Linked DNA regions of Mus musculus: all the other regions are linked to region 5. The links are chromatin loops, found by intact Hi-C in ENCODE. Cell type or tissue: heart. All regions are shown on one strand.

Region 1 (4,000 bases), 230 kb after region 5:
GCAATGGGCTGTTCAATCTCTCTCCAAAGGCTGAAGAAGTCATTGGCAGTGGAAATGGATGGTTATGCCTAGAATCCAAGATCTACACGCATCAGCAGCTCATGTCTGTAATGAAGTTATTCTCTGCTAGAAAGTAAGTTCGAGGCTAACCTGGGATAATAAATAAGTAAATTTCATCTTCACTTTGGGGGAAATGGTTTGCGGTTACTATTCCACAGTAGTAGTGGCATAATTACACCGAAGTCACACAGACTCGGTCAAGACTTGAAGAGTTTTGAGCTCATAGAAATCTCCTACAGAGGACTAAAGCAAGCATGAACATGTATGGACGTCCTGTCTTCAGGATGACCTTCTCATCGTACCATGCATCCAGTTGTGGTGAAGCTACAGGATCGGAGAGCTAGGCATCTCTGCAGTCAGACCACCCTTGCACGCACAGAGACACCCTAACTCAACAGTAGCCGTTCGGGCTGGAAGCCGGAACAGTAATTCCCGTCCTGCTCCAGAGGGCGGGACTCGGGATCCGCAGGGCGCTTCCGGTCTGGAGGACAACGCGCGTGGCCTTCTGGGAAAAGGGGCGGTGCGAGCAGGTGCGCGCGCAGCAGGCCGGCAGTAGTGGCGGAGATGGAGGAGGGTGGACGAGACAAGACACCCGTGCAGTCCCAACAGCCCTCCGCGACAACCCCCAGCGGCGCGGACGAGAAGTCGAGTGGCAAGGAGCGAAGGGATGCCGGGGAAAAAGACAAAGAGCAGGAGCTGGTGAGGCGCAGCCTGGGGAGCCCGAGGAGGAGGCCTTGGGCTGAGTCACTGCTGGCTCGAAGGCCTCGGGCCCGACTCCGTACTGCCCACCGCACCGGGGAGACTCAGGATGGGGCGACCCTTTCTTTATACCCTGCCCGCCCCATTACGCACTGTCACTCCCTGAGGCCCTCACCATCACATCGCGGTTCTTTGGTTATTTCCTAGAATGGCTTCCAAGCAGAGTCTGCCTGGTTCCTAAGGTAGACAGCCTTTCCTATAGGGCTGCTTCCCTATCCCACGCCCTCTTCTTGTCCATAGACATTCACACTCTTCACCTGTCCCGGGGTAAGTGGGAGGAGAATGTGATTCGGGTCCCCACTTTTGATGAGCTTCTTCCCCTAACCCTCCAGTCTGAGGAGGACAAACAGCTTCAAGATGAACTGGAGATGCTCGTGGAGCGACTCGGGGTGAGTCAAGATGTTACTACAGGGGGAGTATAGTTGATGTTTCTCATTTGTTTACTCTATTTCATTTTGAGGCAACAATTAGATACCACATATTAGATATTACGATAATTTGAGGGAAGAGTTACAAAGGGTATTTAAATGGGGTCATGGGTCTCAGGTCATTTACAGGGGTTGAGGCATCATGAAATAGGAGCCAGTTATGTCTTTGACCAAAGCATTGGTTAAGTATGTATGGGTCGTGATGTGGAGAAATGTGACTCCTTTTGGTCTGAGCATTAACATCCCCTATTAGGAGAAAGATACATCTCTATATCGACCAGCTCTGGAGGAACTGAGAAGACAAATTCGTTCTTCTACAACTTCCATGACTTCAGTACCCAAGCCTCTCAAATTTCTGCGTCCACACTATGGCAAATTGAAGGAAATCTATGAGAACATGGCCCCTGGGGAGAATAAGGTAATTCAGAATATGGCTGGGACCTGTCCAGTTGAATAATTCCTTTTTTAATGCTAAGTCACTGAAAGCCTAGTGGACCCCATCTAGCTGGAAAGTTCATCACAGTGAGACTGATTCTCCAGTGGAAAGCCTGAGAATGCTTCTCAGCTCCTTAGAAGTTTCTGCTTCATTATATCTTAAGATTTTCTTAGCACGATGTGTTTCTGACTTAATTTAAAATTTTTATAGTGTGTGCATATATGTGTGTGCCTGAATGCATGTGCTTGTATGCATGTGCATATGCATAAGTGTCACGCCTATGCATGCCTAAAGACCCTCGGTCTTTATAGTTGGTTTTGGGATGTCTTTTTGATTTTGGTTTTTGGAGGTTTTTGGGATGTCTTAATAGGTGCTGGGATTTGAACTCTGATCTTCATGAGCGTGCAGGAAGTCCTCCTAAGTGTTGATCCTTTTCTCCAGCCCCTCTAGCTGACCTCAAACTCGGCTGTGTGGCCTAGACGGAACTTTATTTTATGACCTTCCTCCTCCTCCTGCCTCTATCTGGAGTGCTGGGGTTAGAGGCATAAGCCAGTATGCCTGGCTTTCTAAGGCTTATATTTAATGTCCCTTCTCTCTCTTCTGTCCCATGTACATTCATCCCTTTTATGTCTTTTTTTTTTAAGATTTATTTATTATTATATCTAAGTACACTGTAGCTGTCTCCAGATGCACCAGAAGAGGGCGTCAGATCTCATTACGGATGGTTGTGAGCCCCTTTTATGTCTTAAAAACCCTCAGTTGAGTCACATTTGTCCTGTTGGTGCAACTGTGACCCAGAAGTCTTTACTTTGCAGTGTATTTTGAGTAGCCTCCTAATTGGCTTGCTTTTGTCCTTGACTCCCACATCATCTGCCTATCATACTGCAGTTACAGTGATCTTTCTAGATCATTTAATTTATAGTTATTTAGGTAGAATATTTAAATTATAAATAAATAATAGTAGATAAAAGTAATATTTTTTTAATAAAATTAAAATTCAGTTTTGTATTTATGTGGATGAATGTTTTGCCTCCGTACCTGTATGTATGTATGTATGTGTATCCTGTGCGTGTGATGTCTGCACAGGCCAGAGGCTGGGAACATGTTCCCTGGAACTGGAGTTAGGCTGTTGTGAACACCACGTGGGTACTGGGAACTGAAGTCAGGTCATCTGCAAGAGCAGCATGTTTTTGTAACTGTTGAGCCTGTTTTTCAGACCCCTAGATTATGCTGCTATTATTATTACCACCTTTTAGTAGTTTATTATTGCAATTAAAATTTATGCTGGGTGGGTCTAGAATGTTGAGGCCAAACTAGGCAATATGATGTAATGAGACTGTGGTGTAATGGGAAACACACTACAACCCAAACCCAGATGCATCTGGCTTTTTTTTTTTTTTTTTTTTTTTTTTTGGTTTTTCGAGACAGAGTTTCTCTGTATAACTCTGGCTGTCCTAGAACTCATCTGTAGACCAGGCTGGCCTCGGACTCAGAAATCCACCTGCCTCTGCCTCCCGAGTGCTGGGATTAAAGGCGTGCGCCACCACTGCCCGGCAGAAGCATCTTTCTTTGATTCCCCCATTGTTTATTACTCTTGAGTTAGGTTAGCTTCAGAGGGAGCTAGCAACACCAACTTTAGGGTTTTTTTTTTTTTTTTTTTTTGAGGCTTAGCATGGAACTTTTCTGTATAGAGACTAGTATATATTGAATTTTATAGGTGAATTTTGTGGACAGTAATCTTGATTCTGTAATGGCACATGCTGTTTTCCTAGTGTTTTGCAGCTGACATCATCTCTGTTTTGGCCATGACCATGAGTGGTGAGCGGGAGTGCCTCAAGTATCGGCTCGTGGGCTCCCAGGAAGAACTGGCGTCATGGGGCCATGAATACGTCAGGTAAGGCATTTTCTTTATGGACATGAGAAGGGACTTGGGGTCATTATTCTGTTTGTTTGGGAAACTGAATGTATTGAATCCCCCAGACACTGAATTCCTTGACTCCCAGCAACATGCTTCCCTAATGAGCAAGTCTATCTATCCATAGACATCTGGCAGGAGAGGTGGCCAAGGAGTGGCAGGAGCTGGATGATGCAGAGAAAGCACAGCGGGAACCACTGCTTACCTTGGTAAAGGAAATCGTCCCCTACAACATGGCTCACAATGCAGAGCACGAGGCTTGTGACCTGCTCATGGAAATTGAGCAGGTGGACATGCTAGAGAAGGACATTGATGAGAACGCCTACGCCAAGGTCTGCCTCTATCTCACCAGGTGAGTGAGTACAGGAGAGCAGGTAGCACTCGTCTTCCAGGGAGTCTTAG
Region 2 (4,000 bases), 55 kb after region 5:
CCACAACGTGAGGACTCCCCCATGTTCTGACTCAGGAGAGGCGACACCCCAAATCACTCATAAGAAATGGTCTTGCTGCAAACTGCAAGAGGATTTTTATTCAAGAGTGATCTCGGGGGCCCACGGTCATACACCATGCAGGGGTAGAGGACCGTGGCGCGCCAAGTAGCTGGGTAAGGGGGTATTTAAAGGAAGAAACCACAACTCAAGGAAGTGGGGAGGGCGTTGTTGGTTAAGAGTCCCAAGGAAGTGCAAAGTCACAAGAGTCACAAGGAATACCTGGTAATTGTGCAGGTTATCTCTCAAGACAGTTTCTAAGAGCCCCTAACAATAGCACATTTGCATAGCGGGTTCCAGCAGTGGTCAGGTTGACTTTCTTTGAATGAACACTCTTTGAACCCAGGAAGCGGGTGGGTGGATGAATGTCGCTATCTGTTTTATGATTAGCATACCTTGGAGCATTAGTCACAGAGGTCATATTCCCAAGCCTGGGCCTAAAGGCCTAGAATTTTGTTTTTACGTTATACTTTCAGTAGGAGTGGAGTTATTGACCCTCGTCATTTTTAAAATCAGGAGTGCTGATAAAAGATTAAAGCTTTGAAAGGTTCCAGTCCTCCCTGTACCTGCCTATGGCCGCCACTAGCTGCTCCCTGAGTCCACTCAGGGTGAATATGCCGGCTACACTTAAGCAAGCTTTGTTAAATGGGAACATGGAATGTCACTGTACATGCTTCTTGTAAAATTACCTAACAGTTGTGTCTCGGCAGCTAAGAGTTGTAGTAAATATTTAATCTCAAAGGGGGGTTCTACTCCACTTTGATCACTCTGTTCCCAGATAAAAAGCACACAACTTTTATTATGTATAATAAGCCTTTAAAGCACTAGAGATGGGCAGATATCCACCCTCTAAGATATTAGTGTCTACTTCCCTACAATTTATAACTAACCATGTTCCATCTGGGCTGCTCCTTTTTTTGTTTGTTTGTTAATTCATTTTCTTTTTTTTAAGATTTATTTTATTTATATGAGTACACTGTAGCTGTCTTCAGACACAGCAGAAGAGGGCATAGATCCCATTACAGATGGTTGCAAACCACCATGTGGTTGTTGGGAATTGAACTCAGGACCTTTGGAAGAGCAGTCAGTGCTCTTAACCACTGAGCCATCTGTCCAGCCCCTGGCCTGCTCTTAAATTCAATTGGCCAGCCGTCATTGCCTTGTTTTCATGGCAAACCTACTCCATGGTGTCTTCTTCTCTCCCCTCCCCCATCCTCTCTCTCTTCTGCATCTTTATTCAACCAATAGTTTTAATTTAAGAAGCAAGGTTACAACAGCATCACTTGGCTGTGTGAGGATTCTTTCATGCCTGAGGCAACCAGAGCCAGCCAGTATTTAGCATTACAATACATAGCAAAAGACCAAACCTCAACCTTTGAAGTTTTCACACAGGATCCGAGTTTAAAGTGCACTAGCTGTAACGCCAGATCTATGTAATCTGGTGCCCTCTTCTGGCCTGTAGAGACACTATAGTTATGTGCTGAACAGCGTACACATACTCAGGCCAAACACCTACACACATAAATAAATCTTTCTTTAAAACACCTAAAAGTGACTCAGCTCTGGGAAAACCATGTCCATGCTTGGGGATGTCTTGTCTTGGCGGGGCAGCTTGTTTTTTTCTAATATTCATATTTATACTGGATGCCATTGATAAACTTTGACTTTGCTTTACATGGGCTCTGATGACATTCTTTTCTATGGAAAGACCCAAGAGACCCTAAGGTTACTTCCAGTGACAACATATGCAATGCCCCCATTTCTTCTCTTTTGATAGCATGGTACCTATACCTTGGGCTGCTCTTCTTACCTAACCCAAACCAGAAATGCCACTGTTCTACTGTTGTGAAGAGACACCATGACCATGGCAACTCTTATCAAAGAAAGCACTTTATTTAATTGGGGATTCCTTACAGTTTCAAAGGTTTAGTCCATTCTCATCATGGTGCAGAACCTAGTGGCACACAGGCAGGCACAGCGCTGGAGAAGTAGCCAAGAGCTCTGCATCTGCATCCAAGAGCAGCAGCAGAAGAGAGAGTGACACTGGACCTGGCTTGGGCTTTTGAAACCTCAGAGCCAATCCCCAGTGACACACTTTCTCCAACAAAGCCACAACTGCTCTAGAAAGGCCACACTGACTAATCCTTCCCTAATGATTTAAATATATGAGCCTACAGGGGACATTCATCTTCAAAACACCACACCTAGGGGATTCTAAATTCTGTCAAGTTGCTAATTGATGTTTTTAGCAACCACAAGTCCATTCCTTATCAACCTGATGTCCAGACATGCCACTAGATAGATAGATAGATAGATAGATAGATAGAGATATAGATAATGTATGTGAGTACACTTTTGCTGTCTTCAGACACACAAAAAAGGCCATCCGATCCATTACAGATGGTTGTGAGCCACCATGTGGTTGCTTGGACTTGAACTCAGGACCCCTGGAAGAGCAACCAGTGCTCTTAGCCACTAAGCCATCTCTCTAGCCCCAGACATACCACTTTTTAAGTCTTAACCATTCAACCCTTGTCCTGTGGCCATCTTGCAAGGAAAAACGCATTAAACCTAATTTTTAAACACCCCCATAGTCTTTTACTGTTCTAAAGTCAATGCAGAGATGCTTCTGTGGCTCAGAGCATCTTTTAACTTGGATACACTGTAATATCATGACCTGCAACACCTCTGTGTTAGTTCCTGGTTTTTACCACCCTAACAAACTTGGATACCTTGTACCATCACGAAACAAGTTACTACATCCAACACACAATGGTACAGAGTAAACAGTTAAGGTCCAAAAGGGGAAAAAAAGGATGACCACACAAAAAAAGAGAGATTGGACCAAAGCAGGACTGAAACCTAGTCCAAAAGAGCCAAATATGCAACTGCATGCCAGGCATCTGGGACTCATGATAGCTTCATCATCTGTACTTCAAAGGACTTGGGTAGCCCCATTCCTCCAACTCTGTCACATGCTGCACAAATCACATTTCATGGTCTGGCTCGATTCCATGCCTACAGCTTTCCTCATCGAATGTAACAGGCTTCAGAAATCCCCAACATCCTGGGCCTTCCTTCCACTTTGATTCAGGAGTCATCTTCTCAACTTTATAAAATGGTCACTCATGGTCTTCTTGTGGGAAGGCCATGCCACACCTTGCCTGGCCTTAGCCACTCTCTGGAACTATGGAACAAAATCCATGACACAAGTCTCAAAACTCTGGGTTATCTTTTGTTTGTTTGTTTGTGCTTGCAAAACATACCATATGGATGATGGTTTCAAGTTCTTTGACACCTCAGAATGGAGTCTTACCTCTTGGACCATAGTTGTAAAAACTTCTATATACTTAAATCTGCAAAAATCAATCTCCTAGGCTGCTGTTTTCAAGCAGGAAATGCTTTCTGAGGTATTCTGAGTTCAAACTCTCTCCTTTCAAATAAATTTGAATTTTCACAAATTGGAGTGGATGGGTGGAGCCTCATCTCAAAAGTGTCCTGTCCCAGTGCAGACGCGAAGTAGGTGTTGCTTTACTAAGACTAATTACTTAACAGTTACAGCTGCTTTTGCCAGGCATGGTGGTGAACACCTCTAATCCTAGTACTTGAGAGGCTGAGATGAGTGGGACTCTGTGAGTTTGAGGCTAGTCGATGTGACAAGCTGGAGGCTAGCCAAGGCTACATAGTAAGATCTTGTCTCAAAAAACAAAACAAAACAAAAAATTATGTCTACATCCTCAGAAACTGCCTCCCCTACAACATTAAGTTTGATCAAATTATTTTCCTCATCAAACTGCAAAAAAAAATTGGTCTATTTATGCCCTCATTGTAGACGTGTTACAATGGCAACTAGTTGTTTGAGTGAGAATGTCTCCCCATTGGCTCATGTATTTGAGGTAGTGGAATTCTTTTTTTTTTTTTTTAATCTTTTTTTTTAAGATTT
Region 3 (4,000 bases), 220 kb after region 5:
GGCCTTCGGACTAGAGGTCCTTGCTATCTCTGGGACCCCGCTCCTTCTTCCTTTTCAGTCCTGCACTCCGAGGTGGCAGACCTGCATCTCCAATACAGATGATGCCCTTGGCTTTGCTCTGGGTTCACTCTTTGTGAAAGCCACATTTGACCGACAAAGCAAGGAAATCGTGAGTCTTCATGTTTCTAAAACTACCCTTTGATTTGTTTAAAAACCTGCTGGTCATTTATGTGTATGCATAGGAAAATTGGGAAGGGATTTCACTAAGCAGCACATTGGGGGGTGGGACTATGAGGTGTGGGGTTCCTTGCATTTTTCTGTAATTTACAAAGTCTTATACTAGGTTTATGTTACCTATGTAATTATCAAAACTTTCCAGGTGTGGTGGCATGTGTCTTTAGTCCCAGCACTTGGGAGGCAGAGGCAGGCAAATCCCTGTGAGTTCGAGGCCGGCCTGGTCTACAAAGCAAGTCTAGGACAGCCAGGGCTACATAGGGAAACCCTACCTCGAAAAACAAACAAGCAAACAGAAATAAAAGCAAGGGGGCTGGAGAGATGGCTCAGCAGTTAAGAGCACTGACTGCTCTTCCGAAGGTCCTGAGTTCAAATCCCAGCAACCACATGGTGGCTCACAACCATCTGTAATGAGATCTGACTCCCTCTTCTGGTCTAAAGACAGCTACAGTGTACTTACATATAATAATAAATAAATCCTTAAAAAAATAAAAAATAAAAGCAAACCAAACCAAAAATAATACTTAAGAGATAATAATAGGTGATAATAATATTAAATATTAGATATTTATGGGAGACCTGAGATGTCCAATTATGCAGTAAAGGAAAAATAAATAATAGGATGGATTATGATACCACATTTAAGTTGAAGATAAATTAGTTATTTATTTAAAAAAAATTAACAGTCTCACATTTTTTAGATGGTTCAGTTGGCCTGGAATTTACTATGAATTCCAGGCTAGAACTTGCCTCAGCCTTCTGATACCTAGAATTTATTTTTTAGATTAAACAACTATGTCTGGCTTTAATTTTTTGATTAAAAGAGAGACTGGTAATGCCAGTATTGCATCTGGAGCCCTTTAACATGCCTGACAAGTTTGTTACCCCCAAGCAAGAAACCCAACCCTGAGATGAGGTTGGCCTGGTACTTGCTGTTGTAGACCATGTTGGCCTCAAAGTTGTGATGCCCCTTCTTCTGCCCCTGCCTCTCATACCTGGCCTACTGAAACATTTTAAAGCAGAACGAAAGCAGATTGCAAAACTATATACACATTGCATAACACAGTTCCATATTCTGTCTGAATTTCTGGGGTAGGAAAAACACTAGAAATAGTCAGACTGTTAAAAGAAGATAGCTGTGTGATGAGATTATCAGTGATAAGTTTTCCTCAGTTTTCAACTGTACAAAATCTGTTCATTTGTCTCCTATCTAACCAGATAAAGAACAATGTAGATAATGAAAGTATATTAATTCACCCAACTGCCAATTTAAATGTTTACTTAGTTACTTGGAAAAATGCCACCCACAATGACAATAATGTCCCCTGTGGTGGTCCCACCCTCCCTGCTGGGCAGCCTTTCTTCAGGACTCTTCATAATCCATGACATCCTGGATAGACCAGGATGGAACCCAAGGGCCAGTGGAGGGCAAAGAGGCAGTCAGTGCAGGGGAAGCTGACTTGTGACCCTCCCCTCTCCCGCAGGCCGAGGGGATGATCAATGAAATCCGCTCTGCTTTTGAGGAGACCCTGGGAGACTTGGTTTGGATGGATGAGAAGACCCGGCTGGCAGCCAAGGAGAAAGTAAGCCATGGCTGTGTCGGGGGCGCCATCTTGAGGCGGCGACAGCCCATTGAGTTTTGCTGGGATCTAGGAGGGAAATCCTTACCTTGGTCTCTGTAGGCAGATGCCATCTATGATATGATTGGTTTCCCTGATTTCATCCTGGAGCCCAAAGAGCTGGATGATGTTTATGATGGGGTGAGTACCTCTGCTCACATACTAACCTTCAGATCCTGCGGCTCTGGCATTGTACCCGGCCTCAGCAGTAGAAGTTCAGGCACTGAGGACAGAAGGCAGATACAAGTAATTAAGTTGTCTAAGTATAATCTCTGTGCCAGGTATGGGCCAGTTGACAATAAAATATAGCATTAATGAAGGTTGGAATTTGGAGTGCTTCCTGAGTTGACCATGTTCCTACTTCTGTGTAAGATTGGACAGGACATATAACTTGGGCCTCAGTTTCATCTGTAAAATGGGACTTTAGTAATACTCACCTTGCTGGGCTGTAATGGTGCAAGCCCTTAATCCCAGCACTTGGGAAGTAGAGGCAGATGGATCTTCAATTTTATGGCCAACCTGGTCTACAGAGGAAGTTCCAGGGCAGCGAGAATACACAAAAACAAAGCAAACAAATAAAAGGGACTCAGCTTACAGGGTTGTAAGAACAAAAGAATGTAAGTTTAAAAAAAAAAAAAAACGTTGAATGTGGTGGCTCATGATTTTAATCCCAGCACTCAGGAAGCAGAACTCTTAGTTCAAGGTCTTGTCTACATAGTAAGCTCCAGGCTAGCCAGGGATGCAGAGTGAGACTGTCTCAAAACAAAACAAAAGCAACAACAAAACAGCCCTTGAAACTTAAGTACCTTTAAAATACTGTCAATTAGCTGTCGACAGCCATCTTACAGTAGAGGAGACAGAGGCTTGCTTCGAAAGCTCCTGCTGGGATTCTCCAACACGTTCTCACTTGCTTTCTCCCTTCCACTATTCCCATAGTATGAAGTCTCTGAAGATTCTTTTTTCCAAAACATGTTGAATCTGTACAACTTCTCAGCTAAGGTGATGGCTGACCAGCTCCGCAAACCTCCCAGCCGAGACCAGTGAGAATGAGCGGGCAGACGTGGGGCAGCCAGAGAGGTAGACCAGGGCTTTGGGGGATGGAAACGAGGAGTGGTTCAAGGCCCTTGAAGGAGACAGGCAGGGCAGGCCTTGGCTGTCAGGCTGGGAAGCATAAGGAGAGTGAGGCCCGTCAGCCTCGTTCTTCCTCCCTCAGGTGGAGCATGACACCTCAGACCGTGAACGCTTACTACCTTCCAACCAAGAATGAAATCGTCTTCCCTGCTGGCATCTTGCAGGCCCCCTTCTATGCTCACAACCATCCAAAGTGTGTCTGAGGCAGGAGGGTCTGGGTTCTGGGGTCATGTGGGTGAACTGGGAGAAGACCTGGAGGGGAATCAGGAAATGTCCCTGCTGTGACCTTATTCAGCATTCCTCCTCTACCAGGGCCTTGAACTTTGGTGGCATCGGCGTAGTGATGGGCCATGAGTTGACACATGCCTTTGATGACCAAGGTAGGGGCCCATTCTAGAATTCCCAGTGACTACTACAGTGATATGGGGTGTTGGGGGCAAGTCTTAGGGATCCTGGTGTCTTTGGGCTAGGGTTGTTTGGGGTATTTGTTCCCCCGTGGGTGGGTTGCAAAGATGAGTTCTTCTCAGGGCGTGAGTATGACAAAGAAGGGAATCTGCGTCCTTGGTGGCAGAATGAGTCACTGACGGCTTTCCAGAACCATACAGCCTGCATGGAAGAACAGTACAGCCAGTACCAGGTCAATGGAGAGAGGCTCAATGGACTCCAGACCCTGGGGGAAAACATCGCCGATAATGGGGGCCTTAAGGCTGCTTACAATGTGAGTGGCTGGGTCCCCCAGACTGTGTCGAAGGGTCCTTGGGGATGTGGGCTGGTGGACTTGCTACCTGTTATTCACCCAGGCTTACAAAGCATGGCTGAGAAAGCATGGGGAGGAGCAGCCGCTGCCTGCTGTGGGGCTCACCAATCACCAGCTTTTCTTCGTGGGATTTGCTCAGGTATGGCCCCTTGGGAGAACTCCCTCCAAAGGAAGGATGCCTTTAGAAGAAGTTGGGGTCATGCAGGAAAGGTGTTGGGGAAGTGTACTGAGAGAAAGCGTGGTGTCCAGAGCCCATGAA
Region 4 (4,000 bases), 120 kb after region 5:
GTGTGTACAGATAGAGGTCAGATGTTCGTGTTGAGTGTATTCTTCAACTGCCTCTAGTTTCAAGACAGTATCTCACTGGCCCTGGAAAAATGATTTTGCTCAGCGGACCAGCTCCTAAGTCCTGGTGATCTTACCTTGCCTACCAGCACTGGGGTTTAGGGTGTGGGAGTAAAGATGTGCCTCACGTCTCAGGACTGGAGACAGAATAACTAACATAAAGCAGCCTGGGAAACAGGCAGAAAGGCCTGGCTGGCCCTATGATTTGGCACAACCAATGTTTTTAGAGTCTCTGATCTATATTTAAAAAAAAAAAAAATCCTGCCCTTTTTTCCCCTGATATTCCAGAGAGTTTCAGTCTTTCCCGTTGTTTTTCTACCATTGTCTCCACCCCAAACCCTGTATCCTCCTGGGGCTGGAGAACCCTCTCTGATTTCCTGATACATTGGCTCAGTTGCATAGCTACTAATGTCTCAACTCTAAAGTAAACTGGAAGCGCCTAAGTACATTTTATACAGAAAATAGACCACAGTGACTTACAGATACATCTGACTTTACTTGGGTACAAGGGATCAAACTCAGGTCTTAATGCTGAGAACAGAACAAGCACTTCTCAGAGTCCTTTCTCCAGCCCCTGGCCTGAATTTACTGTAAACTGGTTATTAGATCTAGAGGTTCAATTGCTGTTTTGTTTATGCGGAAGTTAGTACAGTCCAGAATGGCCTCGAACTCCCAAATTGCCTGCCCTAGTCTCCTAAATGTATTATACACATATGGGTGTACTCAGTAGCTTACTGAGACCAGAGAATTGAGTACTCAGTAGCTTACTGAGACCAGAGAATTGAAACAAGGTTTCAAATGGCCCCAGAATGGCCTGGAACTCATTTTGTAGCAGTGGGGTGACCTTGATTTTTTTTTTTTTTTCTCCTTAGGTTTTTCTCTTTAACCCTAGTTGTCCTGGAATTCTGTAGATCAGGGTGGCCTTGAACTCAGAGATCTGCCTTTTTCTGCCTCCTGAGTGCCGGGATTAAAGGCTGGTTCCATCTAAGTCCAGCAACCTTGAATTCTTGATCATTCTATCCCTGCCTCCTGAATGTTGGAGTTATTGGCATGCACCGCACCCAGTTTTATGAGGTACCGGGGATCAAACACAAAGCCTCAGGGTAGACAAGCATTTTACCAACTAATCTATAACCTCAGGCATGCTGATAGCTTTTTTAAACTTTAACACCAAGACTGGCAGCTCCCCATTGCAATAATGCTTAAGCTGGATGAATGGGCAGTCGAGTGTTGTCACATGCCTTTAATTCCAGCACTTTGGCGACAGGCAGGAGGTTCAGTTCTTAAGTTAGCTTAGGCTCTCTAGAGAGATTGTCTCGGAAATATAAACGGGTGTAATTTGAGCGCATTGGAATAAAGTTGTCTAATTTTGCAAATTGAGTGTGTGTGTGAGGTGTATCTTTTACAGACACTTGAGATCTGCTTTGTCTGTAGACCCAGGATAAACAATGAACTTATAAAAGGGCTTGTTCAGGTTTTCTGGCAGTGGGTGATGTGCCTTGGGGTGGCAGAACTTCATTCTCAATGACCCAGTTGAACACCTATGAAGTGTGAAGGAACTGAGGACAGAGCAAAGAGGCAAGCAGAAGTGTGCTCCTCACCCAGCTGATTCAACTAGCAGGACTAATTGAAACTGATCCACTCTGGACCGAGAGTTGGCGTGAGTCAGCAAAACGCCAAAGGTGGGCGAGCAGCAGCATGCGCCTGCGGGGAAGGTATCCAAGCTGTAAAGCGACCCCCTCCCACGTTAGCCCGTGTCTAGGCATTTCTCCCCTCGCAACACCTCCCGTGCTCCCCACTACGATAAGCCTCGGGCGATCCTGCCACGCCCCTCGATACAACCTCCACTTTCCAGAAGGCAGCGAAAACCCGCACAGGTGGTAGACGTAGACGGGAAACTGGAACCGCGCAGGCGCGGAAGCTGCCACGCCTGCTGGACTCCGCGGCGCTTGCGTCCCGTTCTACTAGACCCGCCCCCTGGACTCACGCAGACTCTGCTTTCTTACGTCAACCCTGCGCATGCTCCTTGGGATGAGGGGTGCGATTTCGGGGTGGGGAGGAAGGGCAGGGAGGCGGTCCTAGGCCCAAGTCTCACCACGACTGCGCAGATTGGATCCCGAGTGAACATGGCGACTTGCGCTGATATCCTGCGAAGCGAGTTCCCTGAAATTGACGGGCAGGTCTTCGACTACGTGACCGGTGAGCGAAACTGAATTAACTGCCTGGGGAGGCCGAAGTGGAGGTTGTGGGGAAAGACTGAGGGCGGACAGTGCAGCAGACCGCTATCTGGTCTCTCTGCGTGACCTCTTATCTTGAGGGCCAGTGGGGTCTGGTGCCCCGAGTGAGCTGTACAGACACTGAAACTGCTCCTATATCCGCCCTACCCGTTGTCTGTCTTGTTCTGCGGTACCCGGCTCAGGTGTCTTGCACAGTGGCAGCGCGGATTTCGAGTCTGTGGATGACCTGGTGGAAGCTGTCGGGGAACTATTGCAAGAAGTGTCCGGGGACAGCAAGGATGACGCTGGCATTAGGGCTGTCTGTCAGCGCATGTACAACACTCTACGCCTGTAGGTGCCAAGGGAATGAAGTTGATGGGCAAAGAGAGGAGAATGGAGAACAAACGAGGGGGAAGGTCTGAAGGCTGTAAATCTTTTCTCCCAAGTGAGTGCTTTCTCTCTACCTACATAGGGCTGAACCGCAGAACCAGGGAAACAGCCAGGTGCTACTGGACGCCCCCATCCAGTTGTCGAAGATAATGGAAAACTATGGTGAGAGTGAGGGGAGATTGAACTAGCTGCCTTCTGCCTCCACCCCCAGCCACCACCTCGCTGCAGCTCAGGTCTCTCCATCTCAACAACAAGGCTTGTAGGAGCTAGCGGTATTTTTGTGACCATAAAAGCTTGTGATGGAGAACGGGGCCTGGAGGGCTCTCCAAGCTATTGTCTGTAGTAGGAGGCATACAGACCTTGAAGCTGGTTTTGCCAGTTTCGTACCTTAACCAACAGCGTGGTCTTAAAAGAGTACATTGGGCTCTTCTTAAGTGTGAGATCGTTTTGCCCTTTACTTCAAGGCTAATAACTGTCCATTTCAGTGTTATAATGCTATCTTTAAAACTATCCTTGGTTCTTGTTAGTCATTCAAAGTCTTCATTTCCCTTCTCTCATGGAGAAGGTGACTGCTTTTCTTATCACTTACAGACTGTGACACCAAACTTCCAGGACTGCTAAAGAGGGAACAGTCCTCGGTGAGAAGTGGGAAGGGGCTGTGGTGGGTGTGAGAGTTGACCGTCTACTGAATAGTGGGTGTATCTTTGGGCGAGATTTCTGGTGTGTCTTTCCCTGCGTGTTTGCTTATGTAGCGTCATGGGTAAGTTTAAGGGTTTGTTTGCAGTAATCTCTGGAGTTCCTTTTTGAACCTGTACCCTAGTATGAACTGGTTGTGTTTGGAATTCACTCAGACAGTAAATGCGAAGAAACTAGAGAAGGCTGAAGCTCGACTGAAGGCAAAGCAGGAGAAGCGTTCAGAGAAGGAAACACTGAAGACCAGCAACCCTCTGTGAGTTTGGGAAGAAGGGCTCTAAGCAGGAAGCAGGGCAGATTCTGGTATTGAAGGACTTTCGGGAGCCCTAAAAGCTGTCTGTTTCTCTTTTAAAAAGAGTCTTGGAGGAGGCGTCAGCTAGCCAGGCAGGCAGCAGAAAAGAGAGTCGATTGGAATCATCTGGCAAGAACAAGTCCTATGATGTGCGAATTGAGAACTTTGATGTCTCTTTTGGTGACAGGTGAGGGAATGGCCAGTGGCAGGATCTTTCTAATTAAAGGAGAAGGAGCTGTGTTTCTAGATGATTCTTCATCTCTCTTTCTTACCACCCCTTCAGGGTACTGCTGGCTGGAGCAGATGTAAACTTGGCATGGGGCCGACGCTACGGCCTGGTGGGACGCAATGG
Region 5 (4,000 bases):
AGACAGAAAGAAAGAAAGAAAGTAAGAAAGAAAGAAAGAAAGAAAGAAAGAAAGAAAGAAAGGAAGAAAGAAAGAGCACCTAGCCCAATGACTGTGTACACTATAAACAAAACCAAAACCAGCTTACTAAGCAAAAACAACGCTTGTGGCTCTGGCTCTTCCGAAAGCCAAGCTATAAACAGATCTGGCATCTGCCATTGTCATCTGGAAGAGGAAGATTACTCGCTACTTTAAAAATAGGCAAGAGGGGGCTGGGGAAGCTTAAAAGGGAGGAGCCCAAGGGACCCCATTCACAACACCAAACACATCAAGAACAACAGGGAAAGTTATCGAAGAACTGTACGAGGCAATGTTTTTTCTCAGTTGTGTGTGTTCAATCATATATTATGAAGCGGAACCGGTAAAGTGTACACACAGACTGTGGTAGCAAAGACAGTTTTGACAGAAACAACTGTTTTCCTAATGGTGAGATAAGATAGGACTTCAGTGGCCTATTCTAACTTCCCTAACCTTCCAGACAAAGCGAGTTTCTATAAGAATGGGGTATGGGGAATCGTTGTCCCCATGATCTTCACCAATGTCATAGCTTCACTTTCAATAAATAAATAAATAAAGGTGCAGCACCTTAAAGTATGCAAACACCTGAGTAGCCATAAAGTTACTGTTTCTTCACACTGAACACAAGGAGACCACCATCTTCTGTGTGTCTGGGATATGACAAGAAGAACACACAGAAGCCGGTAGAGTAGGGCTAAGGTGAATATGGATATGAAGCAATCAACTAAGAAAGGATTACTACACCAGGACCCTCTCCAGCCCAAAGAGCAATTCATACTTCCCATTTTCTAGACAACTCCCTTGCAGCTAATGTAAAGTCTTTTTATAAAACTAATGCTAACTTAGGCTCAGTGATAAAAGCATGTAGGCCAGAGGTTCTTTCCAGTCCCCAGCCCTGCCAAATCCAAAGGAAAGGGTGTGTGTATCAGGACTAGGAAAACCTGGCATATTTTGGTTTAAGCCAGCACTATAAAGGGAGAAAGAAGAATAAACAAAGTGGGGACTCTCACATTAGTACCCCGACTCAAAACTGACAGGGTTGGGGGCCACCTGGTTTTGCTCTAAAATTCTCTTTCCAGTGAAGAGGGGTGGATGTGACGATTCTGCAGGGGGGAGGGGCATTGTGTAGGCCTGGAGAACTGTAACTAACCAGGTTGGTGTTTCCAAGTTCTGTTATCGCAACATCTCTCAGGTTTTAGGCGCCTCAGGAAGCTCCTTCAGGCCCTGCAGCTACTGGAAGCTACTGGAAGCTACAAGGAAGCTGAACCACTTATCACGCCCCCCCCACCTCTCCCCCAGGGCCCACCTGTGCCTCCAAGCTCCCTCACCTGTCACTTACTCCAGAGACCCCAGTAAAACCCATCCATTTCTCCCTTCGGAACTCAAGACTTCCCCGGTCATTCCTGTGCCCACCTGCATCGAGACTCCCACATCTGTACGAAAACACCAAATCCAGGTGTTATAAACACAAAGCCACTAGCTCCTTTGCGTGTCAGCACCGAAAAGGACACTGGTGACAGAAGATCTAGGCTCCCATCTCTACCTCGGCTTCGCTGTGTGTGCTGATGCCACGTACCTCCACATACCAGTAGCAAAACAAACAAACAAAAAACAAAACAAAACATAGATAATGACTTACGTAGTAAGTGGCTGACAGCCTCCAGTCCCGGAGGGAGGTTGGGGCTTCTCTCTGGACAGCTCCGCCACCCGGCCCTAGGGCGTTCCCATGCCAGCCCCGGGCCTGCGAGCACAGGCTCCACGACCCACCCACAGCGAACGCAGCTCCCCCTGGTGGCCGCGCGGAGAGTGGAGCCGGCCGTGACCACCCATCAAACCTCCCCTCCTGCCTTCTAACATCTAGACCTCCGCACAGCCCGCGAGGTCGCCAACAAGCCGGGGACCGCGCGAGATCGGAACGAGACAGGCCCCGTTTCTCCCGTCCGAGGCTTCCCACCGCCCACCCCGCCTTGGAGAGCCCAAAGAAGTGAGCCCGTGACAGCCTCCGACACTGCATGAAAAAGGCGTGAACCGTCACCTACCTGCACCCCAGCCTCCCCACACGAGAGCAAACAGCCCGGGCACGCTCGCGAACATCGGACCCTGAGCAAAACAAGCCTTTATAGCGGCATAGTCCCCCACAACGCGCAAGCGCGATGCACAAAGCTTGCGCAAGACCGAAGGGAATCGTAGTCCCTCATCCGGCAGCCCCCAGCGCCGCACACCGCAAAAGACTACGTTTCCCAGAAGCACCGCTGGTGCCCGGGATGGGGTGCAGGCTGCTCACAGTACCCGCGCGCATCTCGTGCTGCCCCATCCTTCCCCGGTTTCTGATGCCCAGTCTGGAACCTTCTCTGCCTTAGTCACGGGGGCTGGGCAGGCGGGTCGGGGTAGCCGGTGGCGCTGTATTCTCTGACAGCCAGAGGTTCAAAGTCAGGAACTTCCAAATCTATGCGGCGGTTCCACGTGCCAGAAAACATCGTGAAGGTCATCATAGCCTGCTTCTGTCCAGCCCCAACTCTTAGCTGTGGTGTCACTTAATGGGTGCATGAGTCCTCCACGTTCTGCATGAATGGTACCTTTGGATCTTTTCTCTTACCCATCTATCTCAGCTTCTTGACTTCTAAGTAGTGAAATGCCAGAATCGCAATTTCCAAAGTGACAAGGGATGTCAAAATGATATACTAACTAATCAATCTATTTTTATAAATAAATGTAAAGCTCCCGAGGCATTAGTCGTTTTATTTTTTCTATTTTATCTATTTTAGTATCATAATATAAAGACTACTCTATTGCATGCCTCCCAACCTTTAAACTACCCGGGGCTTGTTTATGGTTACCCATTTAAGGGATTTAAAAAGAAAGTAAACTGGATTGTCCATCATACAACTACCTAGTTAGCTACTGTGAACACTAATGTCATAAAGCTGGACTTATTGACAGGATGTATATTTGACACACAGAAAGCTCAGGAAGATAGGCAGTGTTCAGAGCTGGGCTTTCAGGAAGTTGGATCATGAAGACTCTGAGTTAATGAACGGTTTAATATTGACTGATTGTTCCATGTCACTATTAGAAGCTAGTAGAATATGAGGACTTGGAGGCTTGTTAAAGGAAGTTGGTCCCTGGAAGTATACCTTTGAGAGATGTGTGTTACCCCTTCCTGTCATGATGTTCAGCCTTGTGCCGAGCACACACTAACAAAACCAGTTCACCATGGATAAAAACCTGAGCCAAAATAAGTATTTTCTCCTTTAAGTTCATGTTTTCTCCGGTATTTGTCATATTGTCATAATAACAAAAAGCTGATTATGTTTCACTATTTTAAAATTAAGATATATATTGTTGGGGTCAAGGAGTCGCCAGACAAACCACCAAACACTGATCTCAGGCAGACAGGGATAGTTTATGGAGCGTATGTCCTGGGACTGACTGATCAGGGTCAAAGACCAGACTCAGGAGCTGACTGCAACCTCGAGCCAGAATCTACAGAGCTTTTTAAGTCTGAAATCCACAAACATCTGTGTCAAGTTCTTCCACCAATCAGGATTTAGGGATAAGGACTTCCTCTGGAGCAGGTCTTTGTTGTACACGTATCCTGTTCCCATTGGTTGGGGGATCAACTTGCATTGCCTAACATCCATGCCTTAACTTGCCAACCAGGATATCAGTTACCCATGTCCATATCTTTTTCTGCCATGTAGGATGTCAAACCCCAAAGAGTTCTTAGGAATTTAAAACTATTAAACCCCTACTCAAAATGGAAGTCTTATTCCAAATAACTTCTTACATTGGTGCAGGAGAAGCTTATAAAAGCAAAAACCATAAAGGCTCATTCACCAGTGCGGGACGTGCTTGCTGTAGCTAACTATACAAAGCAGTTCTTACTGACCTTTGTTGTGATTGGTTTCCAAGAGCATCAAAGCACATAACATAATAGAGTATG
Region 6 (4,000 bases), 120 kb before region 5:
GTGCAACTCATGTGTCTGATGCCTTGGAGGCCCAAAGAGGGTAACAGATTTCTAGGCCTGGAATTACAGGCAATTGTGAACCATCATTTGAGTGCTAGGTATTGAACCTAGGTCCTCTAGAAGAGTACTAAGTGCTCTTAACCCCTGAGCCATGTCTCCAGCCCCAAGAGCGTTTAATTTTATGTATATGGAGGTTTTGCCTATATGTATGTTTGTGCACTACATGTGTGCCTGGTGCTAGCAGAGGCCTAAAGAGGCCTTTAGCCCCTGGAACTGGGTTCCAGACAGTTGTAAGCAACCATGTGGAAACTGGGCATCAAACCCAGGTCCCCTGTAAGAGCAGAGAATCTTGAGTGCTGAGCTAAGAGCTCACGAAGCCCAGGAAGAGTTTAAAGTAGCCAAAGTAGGTCTAATAAATAAAGTGATCAGTTCCCACTGAACTAAACCAAATGATCATCATCAGAATGCATTCATTATACAGAACTAAACTTGTAACCCAGTACTATTGATTTCTCTTGCTAGACAAGAATCCTGAAGGACAGGAGTGCAGCAACCTAAACTTAACCATATCATAAAATCTTATAACTCCTGTAAAGGGAGAACCGTGTGTGGGCTGGCAGGTGCCTGAGGACCTTGTGTTTGTATCACCTTTGCCTTTGTATCACCACATAAAGTGTTTATAAAATGCAAACGTTGGGACCTCTTTAGAGCCACAAGGCCTGGCTCATTCTTCATGCTAATTTAGAACCACAGTGGCTCAAAACAGACTAGTGATTACAAAGCGAGCAACTCCCATTCCCTATTAAGTTCATACATGTGGAGACAAGAGCAAAGCCACTTCAGGTTCACCCACATTCTCATCTAATGCATTCTCCCATAACCACAAGATTAAGAATGTCAGTTTCCAAGTTTCCATATAAATTTTAATACCACATGTACTGAGGGGAGGGTTAGACAGGACCTCAAGTAATCCATGGTGGCCTGACAGTCTGGCTCCTACTCCTAATCCACCTCCCAAGTGCCGGGATTACTAGCCTGAGCCACCATGATAGGTAGGCTAAACTCTTTTGACAAGTTTTGTGGTGTTACTAGAGACAAGCACCCTACCAATGAGGTTCCTCAGAGATGAAGTGTCCACTTCTTTTGCTGCCTTTTCCCGAAACTATCACAGCAAATCAACAGGATCACAGAAATCTTGTTACCTCCAAGGCACCTCCCCAGTTCCACCTGTTTAAGACTTTTTTCTTCCTTTCTTTTTTCCAGTCTTCTGCTGCCCAGCCTAGCCTTGAACGCCTAACCCTGCTTACAAGCAAGTCTGACCACACCAAGCTGTTTAAAAGCAATGCCTGATTTTAAACGTTAGCCAGTAAGCTACACCATATGCAACTTTTCCACAGATGTTAATAAGCTTCACTTGAGGAGCAGGTTCTTCCGCTTTCGCCACTTTCCAAGATTCTGATTTTGGGTGGCACCTGGGAAATGAATCTACATATAGTCCAGGTGCTGTTTATTTATTTATAATTCAGCCTTTCCCAGCTTGGCTCCAACTCGCCATCCTCCTGATTCAGACTACTGAGAGTTGAGATTACAGACCTGTGCCCACCTCGGGTGAATTTTAAGATCAGGTGGTGCCTTCGCCAGGCTCAATCTCATCTCTGGCTAGCTCACACGTTTATAAAGACCTCAGGCCCCTTGGTGTGTATGGTACCATCAATTAGGTAGAAGTTGCAAAGTTGACATCTTCGGACTAAGTTTCAACGTCAGTATTAATTCAACTGCTATGGAATTTCTCTTCTATTACACTTCATGTAAGATCCGGCCGGCCGGAAAGGCCACGTGCTTCCTACAGCAGTACAGCCCTTTCAAGAATATGAGCCGGACATGCAATTAACGCTCAGAAGTTCCCCTTTCCATCACATCCCTCGGAACTACTAGGAAAGACCGCGGGTCCGGAGAACCGGGCCGGGCTCGGCCAGACACCTCTCGCGGCTCGGCACCCAGAAGCCAGTAGGGAAAGGAGGACCAAGGAAAAGCTAGGCAGGGAGGAGTCAGCTTTAGCAAAGACCTCGTAAACAATGGAAAGCGGGAGCCCCACACGGCTACCTATCCCCCGAGGATGCGCGCAACCCCAGCTCATGGGAAGCCGGGGGAGCTGGAAGCGGCGGCCATTACCTGCGTCCAAGCAGCCGCGGGGCCTGGGTCGCAGAGAGCTCCCGGTAGCCGCCACCCAAGGGAGGCGCCCACGCCGGACCGCAGCGCCAGCCTCGCTGTACCCAACCTTGCAACGCCATCTTCCCAACCTCTGCCCCACCATGGCCCGACCTCTCTAACCCCGGCCTAGAAATCACTTCCGGGGCGAAGAAAAAAAAAAAAAAAAAAAAGCCACACAGCGCGGAGGAGTGGTCTAGAGCGCCACCTGGAGGCCGTTCAGTTCCGGTCTTCCTCTTCTCAGACCAGCGCCACCTTGGAAGTTTCTGGTGAGAGTGACTGGGGAAAACTTGAGGCTTTGAGTAACGCTGTGTTATCAGACACCCTCAGGTTATCACATTTAACCACAAGACACCGTTTCACTGTGCTTTATAGTCTCAGAAAAGGGAAATGGCCCTGTACAGTGGCAACCTTAACTCGCCAGGCTTGGACATCTGTCTGATTGTGAAAAGCAGAAAACGATTTATTAAATGGGACCACACTGAGAGGATGAAATTCAATGACTCCCCACGTTCATCTTCCAGGTCTAACATAAAGATAAGGTTTAAATGGAAGGCAAGAAGTGTGCAGTATAAGGAAATTGTGTCCCCTCACCAATCACCCTTCACCCGTCACCCCCGACCCCTGATCCAGCCTCCTTCTCCAAGCCTGCCCCCTTGACAAGTTGCAAATCCTTCTGTAGTTACTGGCTGCCCCCAGAAACTCAGGCTTTTTCCTTCCAGCATGAGATTTCTGGGGTGGTTCCATTACTGAAGTTTGATAGCCAAAGACAGAGCCCCAAGTGTTTCAGTTGAAGAAGCAAGGGAAGGGAGAGGGTCTCCTACACCTGAGTCTGGTTGATCTCTAGACAACTGAGAGTCAAGTATCCCAGCACAATTAACATTTGCTTTGAGAACAATGTTCCCTTTCTACAGGAATGTTTCAAATAAGAATGTTACAGTAGCAGGGAATCATGTGTAATGCCTAAGCATGGCATGTTTCCTTTCCTAACTATAAATCCGCAATTTTCTAGAACTCACAACAAACCTCACTTATAGTAAAAGAGACTTTTTAACTCCCTCTGCAATTTTATGGCCCTTGGTTTATATTATTAGATTGGAGTCTATCAGAAGCACCTCCAGGACTACTCTGTCATCTCATTTATTTCAAGAGGGAAAAGGAGAATGGGTGGGGGTGGGGGTCCCTTAGAAACTCTTCTGTTACTGGTGGTAAAGGTCTGGGCTGAGTGTTTCCAGGCTTCGAGAATGAAGAACATGGGGAGCGACCCTTATTCAGAAAGAGTCAGAACACACTGCATAACTGTGGGTAGCAGCACCAGTGGAGATGCTTAAGGGACCCCAGTCATTGTTTGTAGCTTCTAGATATGGGATGCAGAGGAGTTTGGTTGTTAAGGGATACCCACTTTGTGTGACTCTATGTTTTCATTCACAGATTAAATACACAATTGTTTCTTATTGTCCATGTTTTCAAAGTCAGTGTAGGCCAAATGGGCCAACATAAAGATGGATGGACTGAGCCAACTGAAACCAGAACCAGTGTGGGCCAGCCTGTGTCCGTCATATATATCTCCACCCCTCTTCTCACTCCCCAGACATCACAGGCTGGCCGCCTGACTCTCAGGGTCTGTGCAGAGTCTGCAGAATTTGGCTTGTTTTAGGCTATTTGCTGCATTGCTTTACCTCCCTCCCTCCACTCTACCTTTAGCCACGACTTCACTACCCACCTTGTCCCTGTTGCCCTCCTATTTAATTTCCCTCCTTTAGTTTTTCTCTATCAACCTAGTCCAGCCACT
Region 7 (4,000 bases), 110 kb after region 5:
AGCATGATTTGATCTTAGCTGTCTTCGGTTCTCTCTAACTCTGCCTTTTCCTGTGATCTTGAGAATCCCTCGTCAGTGCTCACTTGTGCGCTGGACGCCAGTACCCTTGTCATCCTGTCTTTGGCTCACATCTCCTCCTTTCCCACTCCCATGATAGTGTCAGCCATTCTCTTCTTAAGCTGTTGATATGCTGGCCACTTCTAAATCTGGATCTCCAACCCCAGCTTCCCCTCTCTTTAGACCTGTTTTTATTACCCACTGGACATCTCCACAGGCATGTCCATAATAGTCAAGCATTATTCCTCTTGAATTCCTGTCCTGGTGACCTTCGTTACAAGCTACACCTACATGGTATTAGTCAGCATCACACACCCTTCTACTCTTGACACTCTGAAGTTCAGCTGTTCCTCTCCCTTTCTTAATTTACAGAGCATGGGATTTGGAGTCAAGTTGGTTTGGGCTTGAATTCCAGCTCTCATTTTTGGTTGTGTAAAAGAGTTATTTAACCTCTCTGGAGCCTCAGTCCTCCCATATGTAAAATGATGATAATAATACCTACCTCACAGGGTTGTTGTGAGGAATTAGATATTGTACGAAAAGTGCCTAGCACAGTGCCTGGCACACAATAGAGTAGGTGCTCAATAAATGGTAGCTATTATTATTATTATTATTATTATTATTATTATTATTATTATTAATTTACTCTAAACCAGCAAACTTTTAGGGTATATTGGGAAGAGAAAACCTTTGCAAAGATAGATATGAAGCCTTGAATGATAGTTCAGGAGTTAGAAGTTTTTGGGTTTTCGCTACTTAGAAGGAGATTGCTAGGAATAGTAGGGTTAGCAACCAGATTTAAGCACCCACCCACTTCCTTTCTGCCATAGAAGTCTCTGGCCTGTTTAGGCAGCAGGATGTCTCTGTCTCCTGAGAGAAAAACCAAATTTTCCTGATTTGGCAATAATCAGACAGCTGTTTGTGTCCAGGTTGGCTCTTCCTCATTCTCTCAGTTTGGATATCATAGGAAATCTTTTCTCTCCTTTTTTGTTTTTATGAGACAGGGTTTCTCTTTGTAGCCCTGGCTGTCCTGGAACTTGATCTGTAGACCAGGCTGACCTTGAACTCAGAGTGCTGCCTGCCTCTACCCCCCCCCCCCCCCCCGCCCCAGTGCTGAGATTAAAAGCATGTGCCACCACTGCACAGTTGAGAAATGGGATTTTTTTTTTTTTCGAGACAGGGTTTTTCTGTAGCCCTGGCTGTCCTGGAACTCACTTTGTAGACCAGGCTGGCCTCGAAGTCAGAAATTCTCCTGCCTCTGCCTCCCAAGTGCTGGGATTAAAGGAGAAATGGGATTTTAAAATCCCATGCCCAACTAAACTGGAGTAGAGGGCAAAAGGGGTCTCTTATGTAGCCTGGGCTGTCTTGAAACTCTCTATTTAGACCAGGATGGCCTCAAACTCACAGAGATGCTCTTGCCTCTGCCTCCAGAACTCTGGAATTAACGGCATACGTCACCATCACACCACAGTCACAGATTTAGCTGAGGAAAACATTAACGTTTAGCTGTCTTCCTTCCCAGCTTTTCTGTTTGGATAATTATCCCTGAGAAAGGGATCAGTCCAATCCTAGAATATATATAAAATACATACAAATAAATTTTATATATATATATAAAAACACACACACACACGTTTGGGAGAATCAAACGTGGTGTTTAAAAAAAAAAAAAAACAGTAAATTCAGCAGTAACAAGCTTATGCCAAGTTGTGTTTGTAAAGTAGCCAGTCTTCGAAATCTGGAGACAATAAAAGACTATAGTAATTCAAAATTTACAATTGGTTTCGACAAATAGCTTTGGTCTCTTAAAGCTACCCCACTTAACTAGGAACAGGAAGGGTCGCAGAGACTACACTTCCCGTGATTCTCAGTGAAGCAAACAATGGTTGGAGTGTATCACGACACGTGTTGCTTGCAAGGCGCACTAAAGCTGACGTCTTCTCTGTCTTGAAGGCTGTCGGTAGTTGTAGTTTTGTTGAGCCTAGGGCGCTCAGATGTGTCAGCTTGAAAGCTGCGGGGACTGACGGGACTTGTAGTCGCCGCTGGAGGCGAGCGCGCAGGCGCAGCTGCGATCGGGGCGGGGTGGGGCGGGAGCACTGCAGTGAAAGCCGAGGCAGCAGACAGGCGAGCTGGGGGCGGGCGGACATCTTGGGATCCGAGAGTGGCCAGGCCGGCCTTGTGGGGGCTGCTGACTCCAGGTGAGCTGGGAGGCTTGACTTAGAGGTCCTTATCAGGCGACGAGGGTGCTGTGGTAGCCTGCCTTGCCCTGCACGGTGCTGGGTGGAAAACTGCCCGCACCGGGGAGTGGCCTCAGCCTTCAGACCCGGGAGGGAGTAGACAACCGGGCGGGGGTGCCTTGGGCGCGATTGCAGCAAGGGCGGGGAGCAACGCCTTCCAGTGACCCGCCAGGCGTCTCCGGGAAGAGACTAGGGCTGGAATCCTAGAGCGGGAGACGCCGCGCGGCGCCCCATCCCTAGAATCCTGACAACCGCTCAACCCCGGGGTTTCCTATTTCCCCATCCCCCAGGACATTGACATCCCCTGGTGCCACTCCCTTGGACAGTGACAGGTCTCTCTCGAACACTGAGAGATTCCATCCTCCTGGTTTACCCCCACGGCTCTTGTACCTCAGACCTGTGACAGCCCCCGCATCCCGTGGTGACATCTCCCGGGCCTAGATGTCTTCTCCTCCCTCAGCTGAGAAAAACTCCACCAGCCCCCTATGCTTCACTAACAGAAGAGTAGGCCCTGTCTCTCAGCTTTCTCTTTTTCTTGTCTATCTCTTTTCGCTGTTTTTCGCTCCTCCCAAGCTCCTATGACCTTTGCCATAGGAGACCTTTAGGGACTCCCACAGCTGTATTTGGTGCTTTGGGGTCATCCTGGTCTTTTGCTAGCAATTCCAGCTAACCCTTTCCTTAACTAAATATTGCATTTTCGTCCAGGACACACACACACCGCCCCCCCCCCCGAGGTCACACACACCATCCCCCACCCGAGGTTGATACCTGTGGACTTGGTCCTTTGCTCAGCGCTCAACCTCCATTTTGCATTTTCTTTCTCACCTTCTTTGGACTTGTCACTGGGCTTCAAGGGTTAACTTTTCAGTTTCAAAAAGTCTGTTAAACTAACCTCAGTGAAATTAATATCTGGACTAATCCAGAAATCTAGAACCAGATTAACCCCGTTACTCAAATATTCTACCTTAATTTTGACCAAAATAATTTGGGCAGTCGAGGCATTCTGTTATCCCTGCCCATTGCTTGGTAAACACCAGGCCAGAAGTGACTGACTTGGCAGATTTGGAGACACAATTTAGATGGCAGGATTAATGCTACTACATACAGACCTAATTTTTGTCACACTTAGAAATTTTGAAAAGACAGTAACCAGAAATAACTGTAAAAGGGGCTCAGCATTGAAGAGTTCTTACTGCTTTTCCAGAAAACCTGAGTTCAGGTCCCGGCACATGTCATTTGGCTCAGTACCACCCTAACTCAGGCTTGAGGGGTGGAGGGCAGTGTTCAGTCTAACACCTAGCTTCCACACATACAGCACACTGGCATGTACCTGTGTGTCGGTAAAAATGAAATCTTTTAAAGAACTTATTAAGCGGGCCTCTGTTCCTTTGTCTGCTTATCTCTCTGCCTGGGAAAGATGTGCCTGCTTCAGCCACCTTCCTGGCTCTGTGTTAGAGCCTAAGGGCCTCTTCCCTCCCAGCCCCACCTCACCCTGCACACCCTTTCCTGGAATGTGTAGACTTCTAGAGGGTCATGCTCCGTTGCCTTCTTGGAAGGGTAATGCTTGCTCTAAAGGTTATGCCTGGTGGCAGGCCCAGGCTCAAGCCAACTAGAGTAATCCCTCCCGCCACGCCATTCCTGCATCTGCAGGCAGGCCTTCTCTGTGACTCACTGGAAGCAGCAGGAGTGAGAGTGCACAGTAGGGG

The links. Hi-C counts contacts between places; a loop is a spot of excess contacts. Peaks named below come from ENCODE experiments on the same cell type or tissue, not always from the same donor. Only the 100,000 strongest peaks of a DNase experiment are listed, where the experiment ranks them.
Region 1: it touches region 5 in a loop (2.8-fold over the local background); 3 of 42 quality-filtered maps call a loop at or near these places.
Region 2: it touches region 5 in a loop (3-fold over the local background); 5 of 42 quality-filtered maps call a loop at or near these places.
Region 3: a loop joins it to region 5, with 2.1 times the contacts of the local background. A loop is called at or near these places in 3 of 42 quality-filtered maps.
Region 4: it touches region 5 in a loop (2.7-fold over the local background); 2 of 42 quality-filtered maps call a loop at or near these places.
Region 6: a loop joins it to region 5, with 2.5 times the contacts of the local background. A loop is called at or near these places in 3 of 42 quality-filtered maps.
Region 7: a loop joins it to region 5, with 3 times the contacts of the local background. A loop is called at or near these places in 2 of 42 quality-filtered maps.

Annotation. Positions count from the first base shown.
Region 1 is chr16:20,651,093-20,655,092 of GRCm38, forward strand. Psmd2 (proteasome (prosome, macropain) 26S subunit, non-ATPase, 2) reads left to right here and starts at 560. Exons shown (of 21, transcript NM_134101.2): 1 at 560-759; 2 at 1,152-1,208; 3 at 1,501-1,665; 4 at 3,456-3,577; 5 at 3,726-3,950. The coding sequence starts at 625. In heart, CTCF peaks have their summits at 519 and 2,401 (motif pointing right); a DNase peak (open chromatin) is centred at 579; H3K4me3 peaks cover 2,097 bases; H3K27ac peaks cover 1,249 bases.
Region 2 is chr16:20,478,896-20,482,895 of GRCm38, forward strand. No RefSeq gene overlaps it. Among named protein-coding and RNA genes, the nearest start is that of Eif2b5, 18 kb to the right of the region's middle. In heart, a CTCF peak has its summit at 1,513 (motif pointing left); no DNase peak of the experiment used is centred here.
Region 3 is chr16:20,640,557-20,644,556 of GRCm38, forward strand. It overlaps Eef1akmt4-ece2 (Eef1akmt4-Ece2 readthrough), which reads left to right. Exons shown (of 20, transcript NM_177941.1): 12 at 59-169; 13 at 1,719-1,817; 14 at 1,917-1,994; 15 at 2,790-2,893; 16 at 3,067-3,177; 17 at 3,297-3,364; 18 at 3,512-3,702; 19 at 3,785-3,880. It overlaps Ece2 (endothelin converting enzyme 2), which reads left to right. Exons shown (of 19, transcript NM_139293.2): 11 at 59-169; 12 at 1,719-1,817; 13 at 1,917-1,994; 14 at 2,790-2,893; 15 at 3,067-3,177; 16 at 3,297-3,364; 17 at 3,512-3,702; 18 at 3,785-3,880. Among named protein-coding and RNA genes, the nearest start is that of Psmd2, 9.1 kb to the right of the region's middle. In heart, a CTCF peak has its summit at 1,848 (motif pointing left); a DNase peak (open chromatin) is centred at 1,835.
Region 4 is chr16:20,546,490-20,550,489 of GRCm38, forward strand. Abcf3 (ATP-binding cassette, sub-family F (GCN20), member 3) reads left to right here and starts at 2,114. Exons shown (of 21, transcript NM_013852.2): 1 at 2,114-2,256; 2 at 2,477-2,624; 3 at 2,746-2,825; 4 at 3,255-3,301; 5 at 3,515-3,612; 6 at 3,713-3,835; 7 at 3,932-4,000. The coding sequence starts at 2,184. It also overlaps the pseudogene Gm15760. In heart, no CTCF peak of the experiment used is centred here; a DNase peak (open chromatin) is centred at 2,062; H3K4me3 peaks cover 2,493 bases; H3K27ac peaks cover 1,985 bases.
Region 5 is chr16:20,424,152-20,428,151 of GRCm38, forward strand. Abcc5 (ATP-binding cassette, sub-family C (CFTR/MRP), member 5) reads right to left here and starts at 2,243. Exons shown (of 30, transcript NM_013790.2): 1 at 2,097-2,243. In heart, CTCF peaks have their summits at 1,853 (motif pointing left) and 2,062; DNase peaks (open chromatin) are centred at 230, 1,300, 1,860 and 2,260; H3K4me3 peaks cover 2,957 bases; H3K27ac peaks cover 1,978 bases.
Region 6 is chr16:20,300,037-20,304,036 of GRCm38, forward strand. It overlaps Parl (presenilin associated, rhomboid-like), which reads right to left and starts at 2,326. Exons shown (of 10, transcript NM_001005767.4): 1 at 2,173-2,326. The coding sequence starts at 2,291. In heart, a CTCF peak has its summit at 2,441 (motif pointing left); a DNase peak (open chromatin) is centred at 2,245; H3K4me3 peaks cover 2,192 bases; H3K27ac peaks cover 1,513 bases.
Region 7 is chr16:20,533,347-20,537,346 of GRCm38, forward strand. It overlaps Dvl3 (dishevelled segment polarity protein 3), which reads left to right. Exons shown (of 15, transcript NM_007889.3): 15 at 1-667. Ap2m1 (adaptor-related protein complex 2, mu 1 subunit) reads left to right here and starts at 2,134. Exons shown (of 12, transcript NM_009679.3): 1 at 2,134-2,255. In heart, no CTCF peak of the experiment used is centred here; a DNase peak (open chromatin) is centred at 2,055; H3K4me3 peaks cover 2,222 bases; H3K27ac peaks cover 1,692 bases.